5 separate regions of the Mus musculus genome follow, and all the other regions are linked to region 4. Evidence: chromatin loops called from intact Hi-C (ENCODE). Cell type or tissue: heart. All regions are shown on one strand.

Region 1 (5,000 bases), 63 kb after region 4:
GGGCTCCATGGAGCCCAGGCTGGTCTTGAACTCCCTATGTAGCTGGGGATGACTTTCACTTGAGATTACAGGCTCCTGGGAGTTCTCTGCCTGCACTTATGTGAATGTGCCGCGTGCACACCTGGTCCCAGTGCAGGTCAGAAAGGGCATCGGATCCCCTAGAGCTGGAGTTACAGTGGGTTCTTGGAACTGAACCCAGGGTCTCTCTAGGGGCATTAAGTGCTCGTAACCACTGAACTGTTTCTATAGGTCCCTCCCCACTTTAGGCTGTAATATTAGCTGTAAGCTCAGCGGATGTGGTCCTTAACTGTTTATTTTTTTTTGAAGAACTTCCTGGTAACTCTCACCTTGACTTCTCTAGTAGAAAAAGGATTGGGCTCCTGGTACGATAGTGTTATTCCAACAATAACAAAGGAATCTGCCTTGTTCCCAGGCTGGCTGCAACAACCTTGAAAGGGTATAGGCATGGCGTCTTACAGCCTCGTGCTGTACCATGTGCGTGATCTCATGATCTTTCTTGAGAGTTCTGTTATAAACCTTGGGGGTGTACCACTGCCTAGGAAACGGGACGTCAACCTAGAGAGCGCTGAGAGTGTGTGCATACGCTGTGGTGTCATGAGGGGACTATCCCCTGTGAGCCATTCAGGTACAGCTTAGACAACAGTTGGCAGAGACAGTTGAAATACTGTCTCCAAGGAGGGGACTGTTAACAGACTGTGGCTCTTAGTGATGGATTTTTCGGGCACAGGGCCTCCAAAGAAAGAGTGTGACACTTGTGTTTCTGGTTGTAAACATGCATCTTTATGATTCTACTTACTTCTGCTGCCCTATCGCTCAAGACCCTCAGTGCGGATCTTACACACAGGGCACTGTCTACCTTATCTCTTCTGGAACCTTTTGATTTGGAACAGGCCATCCTATCCTGATTGGACAACTGATTTCATCCTCTTAGGAATTTGGTTCTGCTAAAGGGTTAGATCCCCAGATAATAGTTCTTATTTATTATATAATTATAATTATATTATAACACATATATTAGTATATCAAAGAGTCCCCTCACTTATTAGCCAAATGTGTTCAGGTGAGGATTTTTCTCAAAAATCCTCCTGACCAGTGAACAGCATTACACTTCATCTTCGTTTTATATTTGTTGTGTCTTGGATATGAAGTCTCTCCCGAAAAGGCTCATATGTGACGCTTCTCCAGGTGGTGGTCCAGCAGAGACTGACTGGATCTTATGGGTTCTAACTCCCTCAACTTATAAGTTCATGGCTGAATGGGTTCTCAGGGAGGAGGGGCATAGCTGGAGGAAGGAGGGCGTGGCTTGCTGGTGAGCAGTGTTCTTTCTGCCTTCACACCAGAGCAGTGATGAGGAGTCAGAGCAAGTCTGTCCTTTAAGTCACCTTCCTGGGCGTCCTGTCACAGTGACAACTCAGAAGGACCCAAGGAACAAAATAAACAAGTTATCCAAAGCTCCCGGCATCTGAGAGGAGCTATTGTCTGCCTTCCCGCACAGGGCGGCTGCTGCTCGGGAACGTTTCCTACTCTCTTCTGCCCAGCAGCAGCCGCAGCAGCAGACTCCTGGGAAAGGATTTACTGAACAGTGAAGCTGCTCTTTGATCTCCTCAGGACTAGAGCATCAAGCTTAATTTTTATAGTCATAATATCTTTTTTCTTTAATACTTCCTTGGAACCTATGGACTAAAGTTCCTCGTTGCTTAATTACTGTATTAAATTACTGAATTCATGAGCTTGGCTGGCCCCAGCCAGAATGCAAGCTCCTGGCTATGTGTTTGCACCACATGAAATGTAAACACGACTCTCTCTCTTGTAAATGACTTCAGCATCAGACGCACGCCACAGATGTTTTTCACTGGTAGATAGACTTTTTCTTTGACACTCTGGAGAGTGTCAGTTTATTATAAAACATTAAATAATAAGAAACTGGATAGAAGCAAAGAAGCCCCCTCCCCCTTTCCCTAGCATATAGTCTCCAGAACTGAATATATTTTAGAACCACTGTGAAGCTGGTCCAAGGGTTGCTAGACACATTTGACACCTATACACTTGGGATACACACAGTATTATTCTCTAACACTGTCCTAAAACTTACCTTTAAAATCCCTTAGCAAGTTAAAGATTTAAAAATTATTTTTTGTGTACGGGTGTTTTGTCTGCAAGGTAAATATACTGCATGAATGCAGTACCTGGGGAGGCCAGAAGAGGGCGTCAGATCCTCTGAAACTGAGCCACCATATGGAAACTAGGATTCAAACCTGGGCCCTCTGGAAGAGTAGCAGGACTCATAACCACTGGGCCATCCCAATGCATATTTAGTGAGCCATGAGCCCCTTGCCATTCTGATAGCATATAAAGATAAGTCCTCTCAGACGGTAGGAGGAACACTTCCATGGTTCCATAGTGCCCATAGGATCTGGGTGCAGGAGAAATCTGTATGATGGTAAAGTTTTGGCACCGTTCTCCCTCTCTTTGTCTTAGAGCAACCTTATAGCTACTCCTCATACAGCGTTTGGAGGGAGTCTTCAGAGCACTGGTTGCAGGGTAGGATCTCATGCAGTTTGGGCACAAAATGCCAGAGTCTGGCTTCATGTTTCAGCCTACTCCCACTTCAAGGTATCCTTGGGATCACAATATATTTTAGTTCCAGCCTTAGGCTTAGTCCTGTCATTCCTAAACTGGTCCTGACCGGATACAGGAAATACCACTGGAGCTCAGCAGAAGTGGGCTGGCTGCCAGATGTCCTGCCCATTCATTCAGAGCACTGTGGGAAATACTTAGAAGTGAGCCCAGCTGGGATCCCCAAATGAATGGCAAGGAAGGAGTATACTTTTCCTCAGGGGAAGAGGAAGGAGAGACTCAGGGTTTCCACACTTCGGAAGGTCTGTGCCTAGCTGTATCAGGCCAAGTGCACCTAGGAGAACATCAAAGAGATGGAGAAAATGGACATGGGGGTGGCAGACACTTTTAATCCCAGCATTCAGGACACAGAGGCAGGTGGATAGCTGTGAGTTCAAGGCCAGCCTGCTCTACAAAGTAAGTTCCAGGATAGCCAGAGCTACAGAGAGAGAGAGAGAGAGAGAGAGAGAGAGAGAGAGAGAGAGAGAGACCTTGACTCAAACACAAGCAGAACAACCAGAAAGTGATTTGAAGGCACAGACACACAGGCTGTTGAGGAGGGGTGTGTCGACCGGTGTGTGTAGACCCAGGGCTCAGACAGAGAACTCTTGTTTTTCAGAAGCCCCTGCAGATTTCTCAAATGTCTGTGTATTTGAGGCCCTTGGGACAATACCAATGACAGGGACCCACCCTCTGGACCTGCTGACCTCCAAATCCCATGAAACCACACTAGAAGCATTTCTCGTAGGCTTAAGTCAGCATTGGTTAATTTACTCACAAATGAGCAGGTTGTAGAATGAGCTGTGCAGGTGGATGCACGGGCATTACCTGTCATGTCTCAATATCGGGGTAGGCAACACGCTTGTCAGAAGCCATCCAAACTCAGCCAGGGTGTGCAGCAGGGGGCCGTAATCTGTTTTAATTTCACAGCCCTGTGTGAATAAGCAAAAGAGCTTACAGTCTAATAGCAAAGACAGCTGGCCACACAGTAGCGAGGATGAGGGGCTGATGAGTGTTGTAGTGTGTGTGTGTGTGGGGGGGGGCCTGTGTCCAGTGGAACAGTGTCATGGAGCCCATGGGGCCCCCAAAATGTCACTTTCTGCAACTGTTGCCTTCTTAAAACCAAGTGAGTGGACAGTGGCCATTGGCCTTTCTTTGGTCCTGGGAAAGCCACGGTTCTCAGATTCTAAAGTGAGCGGAGCTGGGGATCTGCATTTTAAAAGCTCCCTAGGGCGTCCGATCCACGAGGCTTACTAAGTAGGTTCAGCAGTGGCCTTGGGCCTGGGATGGGAGGCTGGGGGTGGGAGGGAAGCTGCCAGGCTGGCCGAGTGGCCGCTCTTCTTGCTCCGCTGCGCTGGCGAAGGTTTTCTCTCGCAGCTTTACTCACCACCCACCTTCCCCAGCTCCCTCCGTGGGCTTTACAATTTCTCTGAAAATGACTTCTGTCCTTTATGGTCTTTGTAAGGCCAGAAAGTCAAAATGTTTCCTTGAAAGACGTTCTCTGTAAGGACCTTGTACATTCAACAGAGGTCCAAAGGGATCTGTCTACTTCAAGGGCAGTAGTTGATGACATCTGAATTTGTAAATGCGCAACCCCAGCCGCAGCAACACCTCTGACTATGACAGTGCTGTGTGTACACATCTGGCCTGGTATGTAAGAGAAAAACCTTTGGATGTTTTTACTCAAAACAAAACAAAACAAAACAAAACAATTCATAAGGTTAAAACCAAGCCTGCCATCCTGGTTGCTCAGCGGTGAAAGGCTGGATGAGTGGCTACACTACTCTTTCCAGTCAGTTGCCAAGGCATTTTCCAGTTGCCAAGGCATTTTGTAGTGAGGATTTCTGAGCCAGGGGATCTTGTCTAGGGCTAGACTCGCAGACTTGGGGAACCTACTTTTGTCTAGGTGCCGACAGTTACTTTTGCTATTTTGCTGAAATGTTTGAAAACATGGGTACAGCATATGGAGGAAGTCTGTCGGTTCTTTGTTGAGGGTTCTGTGAGAGTGGACCATCTGTGTCTGAGCATGCGCCTGGCCATGGGGGGCTTTCATCAACTCACACACAAAAGGAAAGCAGACTGTTGGAATCTGCAGCTCACCTCAATGACTGTCCACTGCTCCACCACAATGGCGTCGTTTCCTCTCCTGTTAGAACCTGGGACTCCAGATCCTTCTTCTTCGTAGATAAAAAAGCCTTCCAAAGATTTAGGTAACTGGTCCCCTGTGGGGAAAGGATACATTCAGAGGAGTCATATGTACATTACAGCTGCTTCCAAGGGTCGTGGTGGCAAGCTGGGAGAAAATCTTGTCGACTGGAAGCCATTCCTCATGTGTGTAGCCCCAGGTTACATGATGCATGTCC
Region 2 (5,000 bases), 1.8 Mb after region 4:
TCGCCACGAGTCCAGACGAGGTGGTGGTGGGGGACAGAGAGGAGTTAAGAAGAATGCGAAAGATGTAGGGAGTGCTCGGAGGGGTTGCCAGTGAAGGCTCCACCGCACTTCCCGGCTTCGCCTAAGCGCGCGTGAGAGCCAGAGCCCCAGAACAGCCGGGGAACTTAGCGCGCCCAGGGCTTCCCGAACTACAGGCGCCGCGTGGGAGCCCTCGCCCAGCGTACTTACTGCTCACGGTCTGTCTGAAACTTGGCTGGCTGGGGCTCTGTCCATGGAGCAAAAGTAGAGAATCCAGGGTGGAAAGTTTTTGGTGAATTGTAGTGTTGTCCTAGTCTTCCTTTCTCTTTCCTCCTTCCCCTTTCCTTTTCCTCTTCCCCGGTCCTAGCGTTTAAGGTCCTGGGTCAGGGTGTCTTCTTCTGGTTCGGAGATGGTTGTTATGATGATGGGGGCGGGGGGCAGTGAGGGAGGAGGAGGAGAGGGAAAGGAGGACTCCTCCAAAGGGGCACCAGAGCGAGCGGGGGAGGGGACGGCGGAGGAGGGGGGGGGGAGAGGGGGCTGAAAGAGCCTTTCACACCTTCGGGTAGAAGACCGGTTCTGGAGAGAAAGGGCTGAGGACTGGGAGGCTGCGGCGGCTGCTGGCTCCTACAGCCGCTAGCTCCAGAGGAGGCGCGGCCAGAGTCGCGGGGACGTTGCCACCAAGAGCGGGGAAGGTGCGGAGACCCCGGACCGCGCGCAAGAGAAAACGCGGCGGCCGCACAAGCTGTCACCTCCAACCTCTCCCCTCGCGGCTGCCTCTGCCAGAAGCCAGAGCCGGACTCACTGACAAGCCGCAGAGAGAAAGACACTGAGAGGGAGATGATTATTAGTTGCGTTGAGTCATCAGGCAAAGTGAGTCCTTTTGGGTTGTCCTCGGTTTCCGATTTCTCCCCCTCCCCCTTTCGGTCCCCAGATCTAGCGCCTTCAAAATAATAATTTGGGGTGGGGGTAGGGGATGTCTCTGGGTTATTTCGGGATGGGAATGGGGGGGACGGATCTAAACCCAAGCCAGACTGGTCCACCGCAATGAAGGAGGGGAGTGGGGGGCGGGGAGGAGGGCTGGGGAGGTTGCGGGGGGAGGGGGGCCCCGCCTGGCAGGAAATTAAACATCAATCAATCAATCGCTGTGAGCACGGCGACCCAAGGAGCCGGGCTGCGGAGGAGGCACAGGGATAGGCGAGGGGGTGGGAGTCAGGGAAAAAGGAGGAAGGGGGGAGTCGGAGGTGGGAGCGGGGTGGCAAGGACCTCATGCACCGGGCGACGAAGGACGGATGGCTGAGGACTGAGTGTGGCGCGAGGCGGTGGCCACGGCCGACGAATGGGTGCGTCTAAGCGCTGACGAACGCCAGGGCCCAGGGTCTGGTCCTCCTCCTTGTAGCAAGTCCAGGGCGCAGCCGCCTCGCCCAGCCCCTAGGCGCACTCGTCCCGGCGCGCAGGCTGCGGCGACTAGGCGGGCGCTCCGTGTCGCGGCTCGCCGCAGAGGCGCAGGCTGGCGCTCGGGAGGCGGCAGAGGCTGCCTCGTCTCCGGGCTCTGTTAATTGCGCCGCCGAGTACTTTCGACTTTGGAGATAGGAGGGCGATCGCCTCCCCCACCCACCGCCTCCGCCCACCACCCACCGCCTCCGCCCCTCGGAGCAACTTTTCTCGGTGCGAGCGAGCTCCCCATCTGCTCGGAGCCGACCGGCCCGGCCCGAAGCGCTCCCGGCCGCGTTTGGGGAAGGCCACTTCTCCCTCAAATCCCGTGCGGCCGCGGGTCCGGAACAATAGCCCGGGTGTCCCGAACGCCTGGAGCGAGACTCCGCCCGTCCGGCTGGCTGTGGGTCCGGCACTGGAGAAAGGGTTGCTCCGTGGGCACAAGGCAGGCTGCATCCCTGCCACTCTCGCCACGCGGGCTACGTTGCGAGCGGCGCAGCCCGAGCTGCCCGGAGGCCAGAACACTGTGCCGGCCGGGGCGCTGAAGCTGCGCGCCCCTCGGGTTGCAGCACTGGGGCTCCCGAAGACCCTCAGCGGCTGAGGACCGAGTTCGGCGCGAGCAGAGCTGAGCCGTGGGGACCTAGCCTCTCCGCCCCGAGCGAGGCCGCGCCGATGAGTCCCTAGCTGGTCCTTCTAAGGCTTAGGAGCCACAAACTTTTGCGGACTCCCGCGGCCCTAGCCTTTCGGCTCGCGCAGCTTTACTTGTTTAAGGTGGCGCGGTGACTGCCCGCCAAAACCCCGCTGCCGGCCGCGCTTTTGTCTTGGCCATTCGGCATGGGCGCGGACCTCCTTAAAAAAAAAAAAAAAATAGCACGTGGGCAGGGGCCGCGGCCCCGGCGAGGTGCCTGCCGCGTCCGGCTTCTGTCAGCCCCTGGAACCTCAAAGGAGAAAATATGAACCAGTCCTCTCCGGCCTTCCGGCCAGAGATGCCCCTTGAGCCGGCGGCATCTCTTGTCCCTTCTGTGCACCGGGGCTTTCCCTCCAGTTCCCCAGGACCCCAAGGACTCGGCTTCCACCGGTTGCCTGAGCCACTAGTCCCCCTTAAGAAGTATTGACTGTACGGCGGCGCCAGAGGGCCAAACTAAATTCGGTTTCGGGAAACGCGCTCGAGGCAATTCTCTAAATCCTGGCCTTGAGCTGGGCCAGTGGAGATTGAATCTGAGAGTAGCGCTGGAGACTGGGCTGCTGTCCACTTGCTTGGTAGCCTACCCCCTTGACCCCACAACGCCCCAAGAGTCGCAAACCCACGGCCAGGGAAGCCTAAGGGCTTCTAAAAGAAAGAGGGTCCCCGAAACGAAACCTGTCCCTGGCCTAAATCTCGGTGCCCAGACCTCGGTGAGTCCCACTCAAAGGAGCCGCCCACCAACTTCACCAGAAGCCCCAGGCGGCAAGGGGAGCCCTGCCGAGCCGAGTCGAGCCTGGCAGGGTAGTAATCCTCCAGAGAGCCACCGCAGTTTTAGGAAGCCTTTTTCTTTTCCCTGTTTTTTTCTTCCCCCAAATTCCGTGCTCCCACGAACATGCCCAGCCAAAGGGGCTAAAGAAAATTCCAAGCCCGTGAAAGCAAAGTGGCTCAAGTAAAATCAGCCCTTGAAGGTAGCTGAAAGGTTGTTTTTTGGTTTTTGGTTTTTTTTTTTTTTTTTTAAAGCAATGAAAGAAAGAAACTGTAAGTTTGATTTACAAACTTTAAAAAAGAACAATGTTATAGCATATCGAAATGAAAAGGGGTGTTTCAAAAACTTAGCTATCGCTGTCAAACTAAGCCTGCTTTTTAAATTGGAAATGCATATATTTTATTTATATACTAACTGTATTAAACCCCCCCCTCCCACCCCGTTTTCTTTCTTACCTTGGTGTTGGAACTACAGAATCCACCTCCGGCCCAATGTCCACGAACTAAGAAGAATTGATGATATTAGGACTTGAGGACTTCTGGAAAAAAATGCAAATCGTTTAGTGGGGATCTTTTTTGTCTGATTCGTCACTATTATTATATCTGATGATGCGATGGTTGGAACGATTCTATCCTGTCATTAATTAGCTATTTTATAAAAATCACTGTCGGAAAATCGTCATTTGCGTTTTGCTAAGGATCTCTTCGCTAACCTCACTGGCGTGTGTCAACAGTATAATTATGAACTTCAGCTACAACTCTTATAAACAACACGGCAGTATTGTTTAATCGGTTAATATTTTATAAAGTGTACATATTTTATTATGCTTTGAGGGGAACTATTGATACTAAGTTATTTTTAAAAAGAGAAAGTCTATTTAAATAAAGCATACAATTAAGTTCAATTAAATGTGCACTGTGGCTAGATTCTACACCCTTTCAAATTCATTATTTCTTTTGTCTATTTTTGATAATGTAAAGAAAATCTACCATTTGGAACAAGTAATTCTAAATTATTTAAAATTACATTTTAAAAATTAAACAAATTACATTTAATATACATGACAATGTGTAATTTGATGTCATTACCAAAAGTGTACTTTGAATGTTGGCAGATTTATTTTTAGTAGAGCATTTTCAAATTTCTCTCGTTTCATAAAAGGAGAATTCTAGAAAGTTTTGCCATGCATACCCAGTGTGAATTTTTCCCTGTAGTTTTGACCCGGATAAAGGCCTTTTCTGTTTCAAGTGACATGTTTTTCCCAATCCAGTTTTGTTAACTTCATTTCAGCTAAAGCAAATATTTTCAAACACTTCTAATTGCTACAGTAATTTATATTTGAAATAACACTTTTAAAACATTTGTCATTTTCATTTTTAAAAACAGTGAATAAATATATTTGATGATGATTCAAAAAACTGTTTGGTTTCATTTTTGTATTTCCCACGACGGTTTATTTCCAAACAATTTTTGAAACAATCATACTTTTTTAAATGGTATAAGTACATTTGCCTTTTAAAATACTTTGATTCAAAACTCCTCCTCACCCCACACACACACCAGATTGAGAATGAGCTACCTCTGTGCTCAGAAAATAAAGTTGTGTGTATGTGCGTGTGGTGGTGGGGGGGGGGGGTTGTAGGTTGTTTCAGACCTCCGTTTTTTGAGGGAGATCTACTCAAACTTTTCTCGGATTCTCCTAGCCCTAAAATTCCCACCTTACCTTAGGTAGTCAAAGGCCGCCTGTCTTTCACAATCACACTGTTATTATTATTTTTAAGCAACAACAACAAAACACTGGGACTTTGCAGGCTGGGGTTAAGTGCCACAGTTTCCCTCGCTTGCTAGACTGCTTTTCTTTCTACCCAGGCCTTTGTCCTCTTAAGGCCTGTTTTGCACTTTTAATGACAATGGTGTTTGATTTCTCCTGTTGCCTCTGCGGTTTTGGCTGTGCGGGTCCTCTGCCCAAGTCGGCTTAGGTTGTGTGCTAGCCTTAGACCACCTAGGCCCGCCAGCCCTGGTAGGACGCCGCTTTGCGTCTTTTCGGCCACGATCTCTGAAGGCCCAGCATTTACCCCCAGCCTCTCTGGCTCTCAGAGG
Region 3 (5,000 bases), 100 kb before region 4:
TCTTTTCCTCTCAATTCAGAAGATTCTCAGAACAATAATAGGCTATTTCCTACCTGTCTGACCAAACTGATGTACCAAAACTGGGTTTTAAATACCCCTTTTCAGAGTGGGAGGGTAGTTCAATGCCAAATGCTCTGTAGTATAAATACAAAATCCTGGGGATTGATCCCAAACTTTGAGATCTAGAAGGCATAGTGGTGGTACATGCCAAAAATCCCAGTGTTCAGGAGGCAAAGGGTTCCTCCAAGTATGAGACCAACTTAAGTAAGATACAAAATGAGGATGTAGTGGTGCATGCCTTTAATCCCAGCACTTGGGAAGCAAAGGCAGATGGATCTCGCTGTGAGTCTGAGGCCAGCCTGGTCTACAAAGCAAGTTCCAAGACAGTCAGGGATACATGGAGAAATCTGGTCTGGGTCTCAAAAAAAAAAAAGAAAAAAGAAAAAAAGAAAAAAAAAGGAAGGAAGCAAGCAAACAAGGAAGGAAGGAAGCACCGAAAGCAACCAGCCAACCAGGCCCACACGATAATTCCATTTCCAAGAGAAAACAAAAGTGAAGTCTACCAAGATGGCTCAGCAGCTAAAGGCACTTGCAGCAAGCCTGAAAACCTGAATCCAACTCCAGAAAGTTGTCCTGACTTCCACATGGACATAGAAGCAAAAATACATAGATAAACACAATAGATAAATATAAGGGAAAAAATACAAATAAATGATCCCATTTCTGTGAAACTTTTCCCATAAAAACCACAGGGTTTGTGAATTCACGGGCCAATCTATAAATCTAGCACTTAAGAGGTAGAAAATCAGAAGTCAAGGCCAGCCTGGTTGACAAGAAAATCTTTCTCCAAAAGTAGTAAAGTAAATCTAAAACATGCTAATCTAGCAAGTAAATGTTGATTTAACATTTAAATACCCATTACTGACCAGACACTGGAGCTATTAAGGTATATAAAATTCCTGTTTACACCAACAGTAGAGAAAGCTTTAATGAGATTACTCTGATTAAGGGTGTAAACTCACTTCCTGCCAAACCTGACAACCTAAATTGGAATCCCAGAACCTACATCACCCAAAGTGGGAACAGACTCTTCCAAGTTGTCCTCTCATTTTTGCACAAAGCAAATATAAATATAAAAATTTTTCAAAAACTCTACTTTAGACAGGCATGGTGGTGCACAACTCTGATCCCAGCTCTTGGGAGGCCAATCTGAGGCCAGCATAGTCTACCAAGAGTGTTTCAGAACAGCTGAAACTACATGAAGAGATTGTCTAAAAAAAAAAAAAAAAGTTCTAGGCCAGACTGATAAACAGAGCAAATTCCAGGACAGAGCTACAGAGAGAAACTCTGTCTCAAAACAAACAAACGTAGCAACAACACAACAACAAAAAAAGACTAAGACAATAAAGATTTATACTGAGGGACCTTATACCAAATTGTGACATACTTCTATAATATTTTTTATTAATTCAATAATAAAATAATCCTAAATAAAATAGCAATTTTTACAAAAAAAAAATCGAAACTCAGCACTCGGAAGGCAGAGGCAGGCGGATTTTCTGAGCTCGAGGCCAGCCTGGTCTACAAAGTGAGTTCCAGGACAGCCAGGGCTACACAGAGAAACCCTGTCTCGAAAACCAAAAAAAAAAAAAAAAAAAAAGCAATTGCAATTTTTGAAAACAAGTTTAGCTGGGCTTCTACAATGAAAAAGGAAAGGAAAGGAGGAGGGAGGGGGAAGGGAAGGGAAGGGAAGGGGAAAGGAAAGAGGAAAGGACCCTAAACTTTACATTTACCAGGGCCAGAAAGATGGCTCTGCAGCTGAGAGCAGTGGCTGCTCTTCCAGAAGACCTAGGTTCAGTTCCCAGCACCCATGTGGCATCTTACAACTGTCCTTTAATCCAATTCCAGGGAATCTGACACCTTCAGACAGACGTTACATGCAGGCAAAAATATTAATGCACATAAAATAAACTTTGCATTTATCCAACTGGGAGTATGCTACATTGAAGATATCAATAAGCCAACAATCAAAGCTACAAAATATCCATAAATCTCCATAAATCAATAACCTATTAGGGTATGGGACTCTACCTATGCAGCTATAAGGAAGCCAGTAAGGAGTAAACCATGCTTTCCTTCAGTAAGCACTTCCCCTCCCCCATGCTCTGGAAGTCCAATAATTTCACTGGTTCCCCACAATGGAAAACAATTAAAATAAATAACCTACCACTGACTGAACAAAACAGCGACACGATTCAATTTCCTAATTATTTTACAAACAATATCTGAAGTAGTCTAAAGATAAATAATGAGGCCAAAAACATTTCTGGCTTTAAAAAGTGTTGGGCTAGGGGCTGGACTGCTCTTCCAGAGGTCCTCAGTTCAATTCAATTACAGATGGCTCACAACCATCTGTAATAGGATCTGACGCCCTCTTCTGGTGTGTCTGAAGACAGTGACAGAGTGTATTCACATAAATCTTTTTTTTTAAAAAAAGTGTTGGGCTAACCAGGCACAGGCCTTTTACCCAGCACTTGGGAAGCAGAGGCAGGAGGATGAGTTTCTTTGAAGTGGGACCCAGTCTCCTCTATTCAGGAAGTTTCAGGGCAACCGGAATTACATAGTAAGACTATCTCAAAAAAGAAAACAAAAACATGTGTTGTACTTTCATGTTTAAAGACAAAAGACTAGTTAATGCAGGGACATTTCTGGCTTTCAAAAGTGTTAGTATTTTCAGTTCCTCAAATGTCCCAGCTATTGGTCCTAAACCATCTCTTTAGATTCGCATCGGAATTCCCTCCTTACACCCTCCTCTATCCTACCACAGCGACACTCACTGCATGGTACAAGATGTTCCCTCCGGCTCAGACATCCTCCCCTAATTTAAAACTGATTGATCCTTTTTTATCAGCGCCGCGTCACCACCTCCCAAAAATAACTAAGCATAAATTAATGGCTCCGTTACCCAGCTTCTCAGAAAGTACTGGCTTTACTTCTCTGTACACATTCCTTTGATTTTCTAAGAGAATATTCACACATCTGCTTCCACATCAAACTGTCAAATTTCTGACATCCTTAGCTTGTTACCTCTCTCTAACACCGAGACACACACTTAGAAAGGACGGGTTTAGTGACTTAGTGTCAGCGTAAATTTTGGCTTCTTAACCGGGAGCCAAGAAACAGGGATTCTGTCTCTCAGACTCAAATTCCTTCCCGTCTTCTCTGGTTACTTTCCTTATGGAATCTGGTTGCTTCTCAACATGTTTCTAGCTCTGTTTACTCTTGTGCAGCATAAAATAAGCGACTACCCAGAAAACTTTGGCAACTGGTCAAATCTGCCTTTCCTTCTCTCTTCCTCCTGATTCTCCAACACCTAGCTCTCAAAGGGAAAAAGATAGAACACCAGGACACAAGTGATTAAAGGAGTAAACTACCAGATTTTCTGCCGGAATCATTTAGTGCAAGCACCACAACACGATCCAGCCGCCTTGGAGATGCCTGTATCGCGAAGGCTGGGATTGGCAGGCCTGCGCTGAAGCGGCCTCCGTTAGGAGCGGCCCGAAAGCGGCTGCCGTCATTCAGGGCTTTCCAGGTACGAACTGCCGACGATAGCGCCCGGGGGGCGAGAAAGTCGGCCTCCCACGTCCGCCTCCCCGCTCCCTCCCCGGGAGTCCCCCGGGGCAAGCCGCTCGAGCGAGGCTCTCCGGTCAGAACAAGAGAACTCGGAAGCACCAACAGCCAGCGCGGAACAAAGCGCCGGTCCCGGAGTGCGAGAGGACGCCATTACGCGGGCAGCGGCCTGCGCCGACGAGCCGAGCAGGCCTCGCCGCGCGGCCTCGGTCGAGACCAGAGATGCCACGCGAAGACGCAGAAAGCCAGGAGAGAGGGCCGCGGCTGGCTGGCTGCCGAGGTCGCGCGTGGGAAGGGAAAGGCCGCTTACCTTCGTGAGTCTTGGCGATCTTCGCCATTTTGTCCACTCGAACACACAGACGGAACTGGCGCTCCCAAGGACTTCCGCTCGCCGCCGCCAGAAACAGAGGCCGCTCTCTGAGCGTGCGCACCCGGGAGCGCGCGCCGCACTGTAGCACGTACTTCAACTGCCACCTATATGAGACTGCGAGGGGCATTATGGGAGTGGGCGGGGCCAGGGCGGGCTCCCGGCGGCTTCCTTAAAAAGCCAGCGAAACCGCGGGGAAGACTAAACGCGGAAGAGGATGGCTACTTCCCAAGAGGGCTGTAGCCTGTCCGGCCAGTGGTGGGTAACGTGCCGTTAATTCAAGCACTCGGAAGAGAAGAGGCAGTTCGAGGCCAGCCTGGTCTACAAAGAGAGTTCCCGAAGCCAGGGCTGTACAGACAAAGCCTGTCTTTAATAAAACCAAAGGAGCCTGGCAGTGGTGGCGCACCCCTTTAATCCCAGCACTTGGGAGGCAGCGGCAGGCAGATTCTGAGTTCGAGGCCAGCCTGGTCTACAGAGTGAGTTCCAGAACAGCCAAGGCTACACAGAGAAACCCTGTCTCGAAAAAAACAAAAATAAAAAGTAGAGAGAGAGAGAGATTAAATTACACAAAATAGAATTTAGCCAAAGGAACACTGCCTCCAAGACACCCAAAAAATAAACAGTATGCTAGCCAGGCCTGTTAGAAATAAAGTTTATGATGCCTAAGATGTTAATGTTGGTTCACCAGTATTGACCAGCCATTAGATACGGTAGAATACTTCTCTTAACAGGCAGCTCAAGGGAATAGTATAGGGTCACAAGCAATGTTAAGTCCTGATCTACAATAAAGCCCAGTTCTTTTCTTGAGAGAAACATAATTCTGCCAAATGGGTAAGATGACCCCAGGTAACAACTATTTGAAAAAGTACAACACTGGTGCACTTAAAATAATTCTGGCAATAACTGATGCCTAAATGACCAGGCAAATAGGAGTGACCTATTGACCAGATTTTCAGCCTTCTGTCTCTGTTTAAGTTGTACTAAATGTAACCCAGGGTTGGGA
Region 4 (5,000 bases):
GATCTACAGAGCAGTGAGCGAGTTTCCTGGAGAGGCCAGTGAGGGGACAGTCACTCTCCTGGTCACAAGAGAAAGGAGATACCTAGTCCCCGTTCTAATCGTCACCGCTCCTCCAGGTCTCCGTAATCTGGATTCCACTACACCTCATACTCTGGAGACATGAGTATTCCTCATTTTTCCCAGAAGAATCATGGAAGGAGTCTTTGTATGCCTTCCCTTGAATCTTGGCAGCATCTTGAGGGGAGAGCTTCCTCCCCCACCCACCCTTTTTTTGTTGTTGTTCCTGTGAAATGTTGATCTCTGTGAGTTTTTCCTGGTTCTTGTGTTTTGGGGGTTGGAGTGGGAGGGAGGGAGTTTAGGGAGGGAGGGGCACAGCTCAGGGCATCTAGGCCTCAGATTGTGATGATGCAGGGAGTTAGCTCCCTAAATTCTTGGGTGACTGATGGTTTGACTTGGTAAGTTGTGATCTTTCCTGAAAGAGGAAGGAGCTGAAGTTGGTTGGCCCTGCTGTACCCCCTGACAAGGTTGTGAGACCCTCTTCCCCCCCAACTTTGTTTAAGGCATTTTGGTTTTTTAAAATCTGTACAGTAAAAGCAACTTTTTCTGTAAAATAAAAATGAGAAATGCAAAAAAAAAAAAAAATTTCTTTCCAGGAAAAACTGATAATCTTTTTTTAAGTAAACTGATTGTTAGACAATGTACACAGATAATATAATGCATTTTAAATACTCTCTCACTATGTCAGGTGGTATCATATAAGGGCTTTTGAATATATTTCTTAATAATTCATTTTTTTGTATTTTATGCTCTTTTACTACGCTTAATTCCCAAAGAATATTTTGTATGTTTTGAAACAATTTAGTATTCAACATTAGACATAGGATCCTCAGTTATGGATAGTATTAAATATTCATTAATATTTTTAGGGTATGAAAGGATATGAATATAAAAGTTGAACAATTTTGTGTATTATTTGATTCTCAAAATACTTCATATTCTTAATATGTTTGATGCATAAAATGCATTTAAATAATAAAAAAATTAAGAAAAAAAAAAGAATTTGTGAATCCTGTCCTTCTAGAGGTTTGGTTCGAGCAACCAAATGAAGCAGCTCACAACTGCTTGTAACTCTAGCTCCAGGGGATCTTGACACTCTACACTGGCTTCCAAGGACAGCTGTATGCATACACATGTCATATGCATTCAGACACATTGCTCCTCTGTTGCTACGACAAAGCAATGACCAACACCAACTTAGGAGAGGAAAAGGTTTATTTCCTATTACACTTCTAGGTAACAATTCGTCACTGAGGAAGGGCTGGGCAGGAACTTAAGGTGGGAACCTGGAGGGAAGAACTGAAGCAGAGGCCATGAATGAACAGTGCTTACTGGCCACTGGTCTGTTTCCCAGGGTTTGTCAGTTTGCCCAGGGGTGGTATTACCCACAGTGGGCTGAGCCCCCCACATCAGTAATTAATAATGATAGGGCTCCCTAGGCATATCCATAGGCCAATCTGAATAAGGGAATTCCTCCGTTCATTCTTACTATTGTTGTTGTTTAAGGATAAGGTCTCACTACATACTCCTGGCTGGCCTTGAACTCTCTTTGTAGACCAGGCATACTCTGAACTCACAGAGATCAGCCTGTATCTGCCTCCTGAGTGCTGGGATTAAAGGCGCCACTCTGCCCCGCCGCAGCTCTTATGTTGGAACACTTGGTGTTCAGCTTGAGATTCGATTTGGAGGTTGTGTAATTCTAACCATGGCCCAGCTCTGAGAAGTGGCTCACTTTGGGCGGGTCTTGATGCAGATACCAGCTTCTGCCTCCAGCTTAAGACCTCTGTTTCTGAACCCCATGCTCTTGAAGTTATAAAGAGCACTTACCCAGTGTCCACAACTTCCTCACCAGGTGTCCCATGGTACTATAAACCAAAACAAACTTTTCTTGTTTGGAAAAAAAAAAGATTCTGGTAAAAATGCTGTGTTTTTTTTCTTATTTTGGGAAAGATTGAGAGAAGATTTAAGTCTTGCTCTGTAGCCCTGCCTGGCCTGGAACTCTCTATGTAGCCCATGCTGGCTTTGAATTCTAAACAATTCTTTTAACTGTTTTGCTTATTTACTTGCTTATTTATTTAATGTGTGTAAGCTTTTTACCTGCATGCGCCCAAGGGATTCAGAAAAAGGTGTGGGATCACCTGGGTTGGATTACACATGAACCCCTAAGCCTGGCCGGGCATGCCGTGTACTCCGTTGGTCCCAGCACTCAAAACAAATCTCTTAAATTCAAGGAACATCAGGGAGACGCTGTCTCCAAAAAAAGAAAACACAAAACCAAAACAACAACAAAAGAAAACACACAAAAAACATCACACTTAAAAACACGAGAAACTTGGAATTTTGTTAAGATACAGAATTCATAAAAGCCATCAAGGGCTATTCATTTCCTCCTGCTTCCGACTTGCAAAAATGTGAGTTTATTTTAACTCTAACACACAATAACAGATGTGCGCTTTCTATCTCATGATGGGCATTTTTTTTTTTAATTTAGCATTGAGTCTTTTATCTACGGAAACCAACTTGTCATTGAAAGAGTCCTTGGCTTTTCAGTAAGAGGACCCTAGAAGCAAGATTTATCAGTACCTCCTGTCTTCCCTTTAACCGACCCAGCCAATCTGATTCTAGATTGGGTTAATCCATGAAGATTCTATAAAAATTTACCAGATTATCTGGGGTGGAGAATTATGTTCTCATTTCGCTTTTCTGAGATGGTCACTATTGTGCAAACTGCCCTTCCAGTCTATAGACAGCTGAAGGACAAACACCCACAAGTGACGCAGGCTTGGGTCACCTGCACCACAGACCTTGGAAGCGGCTCTCTACCCCAGCTTCCGGTCGCATCTTCCTTTTCGGCCTCGGCGGAGCTCCGCCGGCTGTTCATTCTGTGCTCCTCCCTCCGCCGGAGCCGCGGGCTCGGCACTCTTCCCATGGTGCTCCGCGCGGGCGGCGGCTGTTCCGCAGGCTGCCGCCCCTCCCCGCCGCCGCAGCGCTGAGCCCCGCCGTGCCCCGCCCCCCGCGCAAGCTGCCGGCCCCCACATCCGGGTACCGACGCCAGCCGCCCAGACTCTGGCACTATGGTCATGGCGGAGGGGACGGCAGTGCTGAGGCGGAACAGGCCAGGCACCAAGGCGCAGGTATCGTCCCTACGGCTTTCCTGTCACAGAGTTGGCGGGGCCGAGCCGGGGCTCTCCTGCTGGCGGGACTCCGTCTAGGAGAGGCCAGGGCGAGCGGGTGGGGGCCGTGGCCGCGGTGGCTGGCCTGCGCTTCCGGAGCCGCGGCCCCGGAGGCAGCCGAGCCGGCGCCGGCCGCCCTGGAGGCCTGCTAGACGCAGGACCCCGCTGTGTTCGCCGAGGCCCGGGGCTGACGCTTGTCACCAGCGGCTGCTGCTGCGCTGCCTGCTGTGAGTGGCAGCTGACGGCGCCCGGGTGTGGGGTGGGCCAGCTGGGGACCAGGGGGCTGTCCCCGCGTCGGGACCGCCGGCGTCGAGGGCTGTAAACACTGCCCACCTCACCGGGAGCAAGCTTGGCCGGTGACGTACCTGCCGGTCGGCTCCATCCAGTTGGTCTAGCCGGATGCAGGTGGCACTAGTTTGCGTTATCCTCCTGTTGTTTGTCTTTGCCACCACTCCCTTCGGCTTCCCTGCAGCTGTTCTCTGGTCCAGCAAGTTTTCGGCACCAGGTTGTGACTTGTTACATGTCATTCCTTGCGTATATTCATGCTAATGCGCGTGGACAATAGTCGGAATGAACTGATTATATACATCAAAATAATAGTAGGGCACTATGGGGAGTAAATTGGTGCTTCTTAGGACTTGCAAACCAGGGATGCTTCACAGTAAAAAAGAACAGAAAAGAACGGAAAAGACCCCCCCCCCAAAAAAAAAAACCACCCACGTTGACATTCAAACTTGATAGGATTAATCAGCCTTTGGAAATGGGTTGAGTCGTTGAGTAGAAGTTCTAAAATCAAAAGAGATATGTTTAAAATGTAATTTTAGCAGGCTGTGTTCTTGTTGCTGCCCAGCCTGCTGCCTCTTACCGTGTACTGAGTAAACTTTTTCTGTTAAAATGTAATTTTTAGGGTCAAGTGGAAATCAAAATACTTAATGCTACTGAGTTTTAGAGAGTTACTGTTTTTCTTTTCTTTCTTTTGTCTTTCTTCTTTCTCTCTTCTCTCTCTTCTCTCTCTCTCTCTCTCTCTCTCTCTCAAGGGTTTCCCTGTGTAGCCTTGACTTTCCTGGAAGTAGCTCTGTAGACTAGGTTGGCCTCGAACTCCGAGATCCACCTGCCTCCCCCATACACACACATCCAATTTAGAGACTTGCTATTTATTATGGATTTTGAAGGTTCTCAAAGTCAGGCTACCCTCGAATTATACTATATAGTTGAAGGTGACCTTGGACTCTGTTTGCCGAAACTCTGGGGGCTAGACTTACAATACATACCACCATTCAGGGCTTATACAGTGTTGGGGAATGACACCTATCAATTGAGCTACATCTCTAGCCCTAGAGAATTGCTTTTGAGTCAAAAACCATTGAGTCATGAGCTGTCAGTTTGCCTTGATTGGGTTGGAAATTTGTATACTATGTATACTTTCTACTATTTAACAACTCTTCTTTCTAAGGGTTCTTGTTTTCAGATAACTATTATTGTGCATAGGCAACATTTTTTCTAATTTTTAAGTGATGGCTTCCTTTAAAAACAATTCTTGGGATTACATCCAGGACTTTTCCTGTGGTAAATTAAGAGTGCACAATTTATTTTAAGCATGTACTCATGGCTCAGCTATATCCTTAGATGAAAAATTTTTAACTTTGAAAAATTGTTCAGACTAAACACTGCAATATGTCCCTTTGCTGTGTTGTTATGAGTAAGTCATGTGCAGACTTTTTCATTTTCCCACTTTATGACAAGGTTAAATAAAATGTAATAGAAGAGAAT
Region 5 (5,000 bases), 78 kb before region 4:
TTTAATGTTTTTTTCTTCTCTTTCCTTCTTCTTACAGTGATTTTAAAATATTTACTTATTTATCTATTTAGTGTTTTTCCAGACAGGGTGTCTTGGTGTAGCCCTTGCTGTGTTGGAACTCATTCTTTAAACTGAGCTGGCCTCAAACTCACACAGATATGCCTGCCTCTGCCTCCTGAGTGCTGGGATTTAAGTAAAGATTAATTTTTATTTGTAAAGCTTTTAAGAATTTATAGCATGTGTTGTCAGGCTTAGCCAAAAGCACCTTTATCTTGAGAGACCTCCCTAGTCCTTACCCTTAGTGTGTGTGTGTGTGTGTGTGTGTGTGTGTGTCAGTGCCTGCAGAGAACAGGAGAGGTTAACAGATATCCTCGAACTGTTACTGATGTTGTGAGCTGCCTAACATCAATTCTGGCAATGGAACTGGTCTCCCCTGCAATAGCAGCTCTTAGTTGTTGAACTATCTCTCCAGCTACATCATCATTTCATTTTCAATGTTTTTAAGCATCTCCCTGTGCAGTTCAATCTAGCCTGGGTAGTTTTTCTTTCAGTATCTCTAGTGCCAGGATTACAGGCACAGCACACTGTGCTCTACTCTTTTTTTTTTTTTCTCCACATCTTAGGGTTTCTATTGGTATGAAGAGACACCATGACCAAAGCAACTTTTTATAAAGGACAACATTTAATTGAGGCTGATTTCAGAGGTTCTGTCCATTATCACGGCACGAAGCATGACAGTGTACAGTCAAACATGTCCTGGAGAAGCCAAGAGTTCTACATCTTGACTCAGAAGCAGGTGGGAAGAGATGCCCTTTTCCAGGCAGCCAGGAGGAGGGTCTCTTCTGCTCTGGCCAAAGCTTAAGCTTTGGACCTCAAAGCTCACTCCTACAGTGACTCACCTCCTCCAACAAGCCCAAACCTACTCCAACAATGCTACACTTCCTAATAGTACCACTTCCCATGGGCTAAGCATATTCAAACCACCACATACAAGTCACATAATTACCCGATAATGCAGTACACATTAGTTCTATCTTCCCTTTTGGAATATGAGCTATGTGAGGAGACAGACTCATTCACACCTCCAACATCTAGTAAGTCTTTCAAAATATATTATTGCCTATGTTTAACCAACAATCTCATTTATTCCTCAAGCTCTGCTAACCAAATGCAGCAGGCAGGATGGCCTACTGGGTAGAACTTGCTGTGCAAGTCTGATGACTCAAATTGAATCTCCAGGAACCCACATAAAGATGGAAGGTGAAGAGGTGACTTCACAAATGTGCCGTCTGACTTTCATAAGCCAAACACACATCACACACGTACATTCATATAGTAATAAAATATAATTCTATTTTTTAAAAAACTGTATTAGAGTCAGTGAGATGGCTAATCATTTAAAAAAAAACAATCGCTATGCAAGCCTGTTAAGTGAGTTCTTATTCCTTAGACCCACATGGGAAGACTCTGACCTTCACATATGCGTTTGTTACGTGTGCCCCTCCCTTATATGTAAGTCAGGACCTCATCCAATCCCTGAATGTGGCAAGCAAAATTGTTGCTTTGTATAGAATGAGAAAAACCTGGATCATAAAGGCAACACTACACCATATCTTGGCCACGTATGAAGAAGGCAGCTAGAACTGACAGGTCACTGGGCCTGTTCGGGGCGGTATGACCCGAAGTTGCTCTCTGAACAACACCTCAGGGTCAGCACAGCAGGTACCGTTTGAGATCGTCAATACACAGTAAAATCTGCCAGGCTCGGCAGCAGGAGCGAAAACACGCTGGGCCAGCGCTGGGTGGGGTGGGTGTGGGAGGCAGTTACATAATTAGCCAGCTCCTGGGCTTTCCTCCCCCGGCAGGGCGGCCCTCACGAGCCGAGCCTCGAGACTCGACCCCAAATAGCTCCAGGAAAAAACCCGGACCGTAGGTGAACCCAGGAGTTCGTCACGAAGATTACATAAGTGGCAGACTCCTGGCAGGAGCAGAGCGTGTCCCGGAGATCCGCGCCCCGATTGGCTGTCCCGAGGCGGCACTGGACACGTGCGTCAGCCTAGCGTCAGCGTGGCGTCATGGGGTTGGGAGGGACTTAGTGGGAAGAGGCGTGTCCAGCTGCTCAGAGGGCTCCCGGATTGGCTGAGAGGCGCAGGAGCCGTCCCTCCAGGCCGGCCTGAGGGCGGCGCCTCGTTCCGGGTGCCCGCGTTGGCTACCGGCTTCACAAAGATGATCATGGCAGCTCGGACCAGTCAGAGGGCCCTGGCGAGGGTGGCATCGGGGTGCCATCCGAAGTCGACCACCGTGACGGAAGCCCCGGCGCGGGGGTCTGCGCGCGACGTCAGGTAGCGAGCGGAGGTTTTCCGGGCGGCGGGTTCGGGACGGGCCTGTGGCCGGGGCGCTGACCCTAGTCGGCTCCGGAGACCCGGGGCGCGGCGCTCGGCCGGCTGGTCTGCGTGCACCTCATATTATCGGGGTGAGTCAGCGACGAGACGGCCGTGGGAGGACGGACAAGCAGCCGGGTCTCCGGCTCCCGCCCTTCCGGTCTCCAAGAGGTGGGCGGCGGCCGTCGGGAAAGTTTAACTGCGCCCGAGAGCGCCGGCTCCCGGGCCGTGGGAGTGCGTGTCCTGGCGGTGAACCGCTTGTCAGACGCTCTCTCACTTGCTGTGGAGTTCTTTGACCCCGGCCACTCAGCGCTTGCAAAATGAAACACAGCCAACAAAGAGGACCTGTTGTTTTTTTCACTACACTGTAACTTTGAGGTCCTGTAACCTTGAAGATGGCTCTGTCCTCGGTTTTCCTGCTTGGTCCTTTAGGTGGAGATGAACCTAGAGACCTGAAGGACACTATAAGTCTACAATGCAGTTTTCTATTACAAATAAGACTGTAATAAAGTATTCTCAAAAATTAAAATTAACTCAGAGTGGCGGCTCACACCTGTAATTTTAGCAATAAAGTCAAGTAAGTATCGCGGTGGGTTCAAGGCCAACCCGAACTACAAAGTGAGCCCCTGTCTCAGGACCAAAAGAAAAGAAAATTGGTATTTGAGATGAATCAATATGTATACATTACAGAGGAGAAAGTCCAACTCTTGCCTGGGTTTCAGAACATTTTGGTTGAATGAAGACTTTAAAATGTCAGCCAAGAGGCCAGGTCTGGTGCTTTGGAGGCCAGCCTGGTCTGTGTAGCTAGTTGCATATCAGCCAGAGCTACAAGGTAAGATTTGTCTCAAAAACAAACAGAAACTAGCAGCCATGCTTCATCTCCAAATCTTACACAAACATGTTGAAACTGTGAAATCGGGTAGTTTATCCTCAAAAGATAGCTTTTCAAGCAGGACATACTGCTTATATTACTGATTAAATGTTGCTTTGCTGCTTATGGTCCGAGGCTCATGCTCAGAAAGTCCATACCAGCCTCAGCCTGGGAAATACCAAGTGACTGGATCTAAAAAAAAAAAAGGCAACAAAAATGGTATATAAATGCATAAAAGTATTACATTATCTTGTGTTCTGGCCTTTAATGTAATATGTTATTTGAGAGAGTAGTTTTGGAATATTAGTGATTACAAAGTCTGTTTTCAATATGTTACAGTACTCACTTGTTAGCTTGACTGTGTATGTAGCTAGTTGTATGGGGCAGTTGAAGGGAGAGGTGCTGGATCTAACCCAGGGCCATGAACATGTCAACCAGCTCTATCATTGAGCTCTCAACCCCTAACGCTTAATAGTGTGTGAAATAGATGTATTGCCCAGAGCAGTATAACCAAATAGGCATACTGATCAGGAAACCTGTTAATTTGTTTTAAGCATATGTGGTTTTCTTAGGAGTATGATCAGGATTAGGTAAGGGTATCTTGTGGGGCTTAAGAAACCAATGTATGAATTTGTTACAAAACCTGGTATTGTATATAAATTTCCCACTCAACTTGACTCTAAGTTCTTCTCTTTAGGAACAGGCATCTTAGTAATTTTTGTGTGTCTTTCTTCTGGCAGGAATTCAGGGCCTTATGCATGGTAGGCAAATGTTCTGCCTGTGAGCAACATTTTTTTTTTTTTTTTAAGAGACAAGAGTCCCATGGTGTAGCCCTGACTGGCCTGGAACAGGCAGAGATCCACCTGCCTCTTGAGTATTGGGATTGAAGACAAGTATGCCATCATACCTGGACCCTCTATTATCTAAGAACAAGTCTCATATATACCTTCAACTCCAGCTCCAGGAGAGCCAAGGCCTCTGGCCTTCTCAGTCGCCATTACTCACAAGCACATACCCATACACAGACACATGCTCATAATTACAAATAACATTTTAAAAAGGCTTATTATCTAGGTTGGTTATGCATGCCTGTAATCCTAGCACTGGAGGAGACTGACACACAGGATTTCAAGGTCAAGCCTTTCCAGGTCTACACAGAATGAGATTCTGTCTCAAAAACAGAAGCAAAAGAGAAAGGAGGTAGAGGCAGGTGGAGTTTTGCTAGTTCAAGGCCAGCCTAGTCTACCTAGCAAGTTTCAGGCTAGCTAGGACTGAACCTAGAAAATGAACAGCTAGGCATTTTGCATACTAGGTTTTCATTTTGTGTGTGTGTGTTTGCTGTAAATTAATTTGGTACAGATTTTATGTTATTTTCATAAATGCTCATTGTCATCATATTTATGTTTGTTTGTTTTTCCCCCTTGGAAACAGGATCTCACTATATATCTCTGGCTGTCCTGGAATTCTCTCTGTAGAATAGGCTGGTCTTGAACTCACAAAGATCAACCTACCTCTGCCTCCAGTCTTTCAGTAGAACACAGAGCTTACTCATAGGTCTAGTGTGGAAGCCCAACTTCTCCTTCTGAGCATTAGGTGGGCCCTAGTCTTAGGGGATCTGAACTATTAAGTTCTTTAACTGAGCCATCTCCTCCCTACCCACTTCCTTTTTCTGCTTGAGCTTGGGTGGGAAGCTGTTTGTAGCGAGCATAGGCAACTTACCAGGGGTTATACCACCCCAGCAAACAACT

What was found. Hi-C counts contacts between places; a loop is a spot of excess contacts. Peaks named below come from ENCODE experiments on the same cell type or tissue, not always from the same donor. Only the 100,000 strongest peaks of a DNase experiment are listed, where the experiment ranks them.
Region 1: a loop joins it to region 4, with 2.0 times the contacts of the local background. A loop is called at or near these places in 2 of 42 quality-filtered maps.
Region 2: a loop joins it to region 4, with 9 times the contacts of the local background. A loop is called at or near these places in 2 of 42 quality-filtered maps.
Region 3: it touches region 4 in a loop (6-fold over the local background); 7 of 42 quality-filtered maps call a loop at or near these places.
Region 5: it touches region 4 in a loop (3-fold over the local background); 5 of 42 quality-filtered maps call a loop at or near these places.

Annotation. Positions count from the first base shown.
Region 1 is chr1:55,190,779-55,195,778 of GRCm38, forward strand. It overlaps Rftn2 (raftlin family member 2), which reads right to left. Exons shown (of 9, transcript NM_028713.1): 6 at 4,738-4,859; 7 at 3,466-3,569. Among named protein-coding and RNA genes, the nearest start is that of Gm51743, 8.7 kb to the right of the region's middle. In heart, a CTCF peak has its summit at 2,218 (motif pointing right); a DNase peak (open chromatin) is centred at 2,753; H3K4me3 peaks cover 478 bases; H3K27ac peaks cover 2,349 bases.
Region 2 is chr1:56,970,884-56,975,883 of GRCm38, forward strand. It overlaps Satb2 (special AT-rich sequence binding protein 2), which reads right to left and starts at 451. Exons shown (of 11, transcript NM_139146.2): 1 at 229-451. 9130024F11Rik (RIKEN cDNA 9130024F11 gene) reads left to right here and starts at 586. Exons shown (of 2, transcript NR_024326.1): 1 at 586-888; 2 at 3,375-4,313. In heart, no CTCF peak of the experiment used is centred here; DNase peaks (open chromatin) are centred at 208, 1,348, 1,728 and 2,578; H3K4me3 peaks cover 3,465 bases; H3K27ac peaks cover 2,296 bases; H3K27me3 peaks cover 1,598 bases.
Region 3 is chr1:55,023,399-55,028,398 of GRCm38, forward strand. It overlaps Sf3b1 (splicing factor 3b, subunit 1), which reads right to left and starts at 4,080. Exons shown (of 25, transcript NM_031179.2): 1 at 3,941-4,080. The coding sequence starts at 3,968. In heart, CTCF peaks have their summits at 2,453 (motif pointing left) and 4,052; a DNase peak (open chromatin) is centred at 4,143; H3K4me3 peaks cover 2,917 bases; H3K27ac peaks cover 2,284 bases.
Region 4 is chr1:55,128,169-55,133,168 of GRCm38, forward strand. It overlaps Mob4 (MOB family member 4, phocein), which reads left to right and starts at 3,077. Exons shown (of 8, transcript NM_025283.3): 1 at 3,077-3,191. The coding sequence starts at 3,132. It also overlaps the pseudogene Gm16581. In heart, no CTCF peak of the experiment used is centred here; a DNase peak (open chromatin) is centred at 3,043; H3K4me3 peaks cover 2,561 bases; H3K27ac peaks cover 2,344 bases.
Region 5 is chr1:55,050,649-55,055,648 of GRCm38, forward strand. It overlaps Coq10b (coenzyme Q10B), which reads left to right and starts at 2,122. Exons shown (of 5, transcript NM_001039710.1): 1 at 2,122-2,342. The coding sequence starts at 2,227. In heart, CTCF peaks have their summits at 1,896 and 2,645; a DNase peak (open chromatin) is centred at 2,123; H3K4me3 peaks cover 2,083 bases; H3K27ac peaks cover 1,648 bases.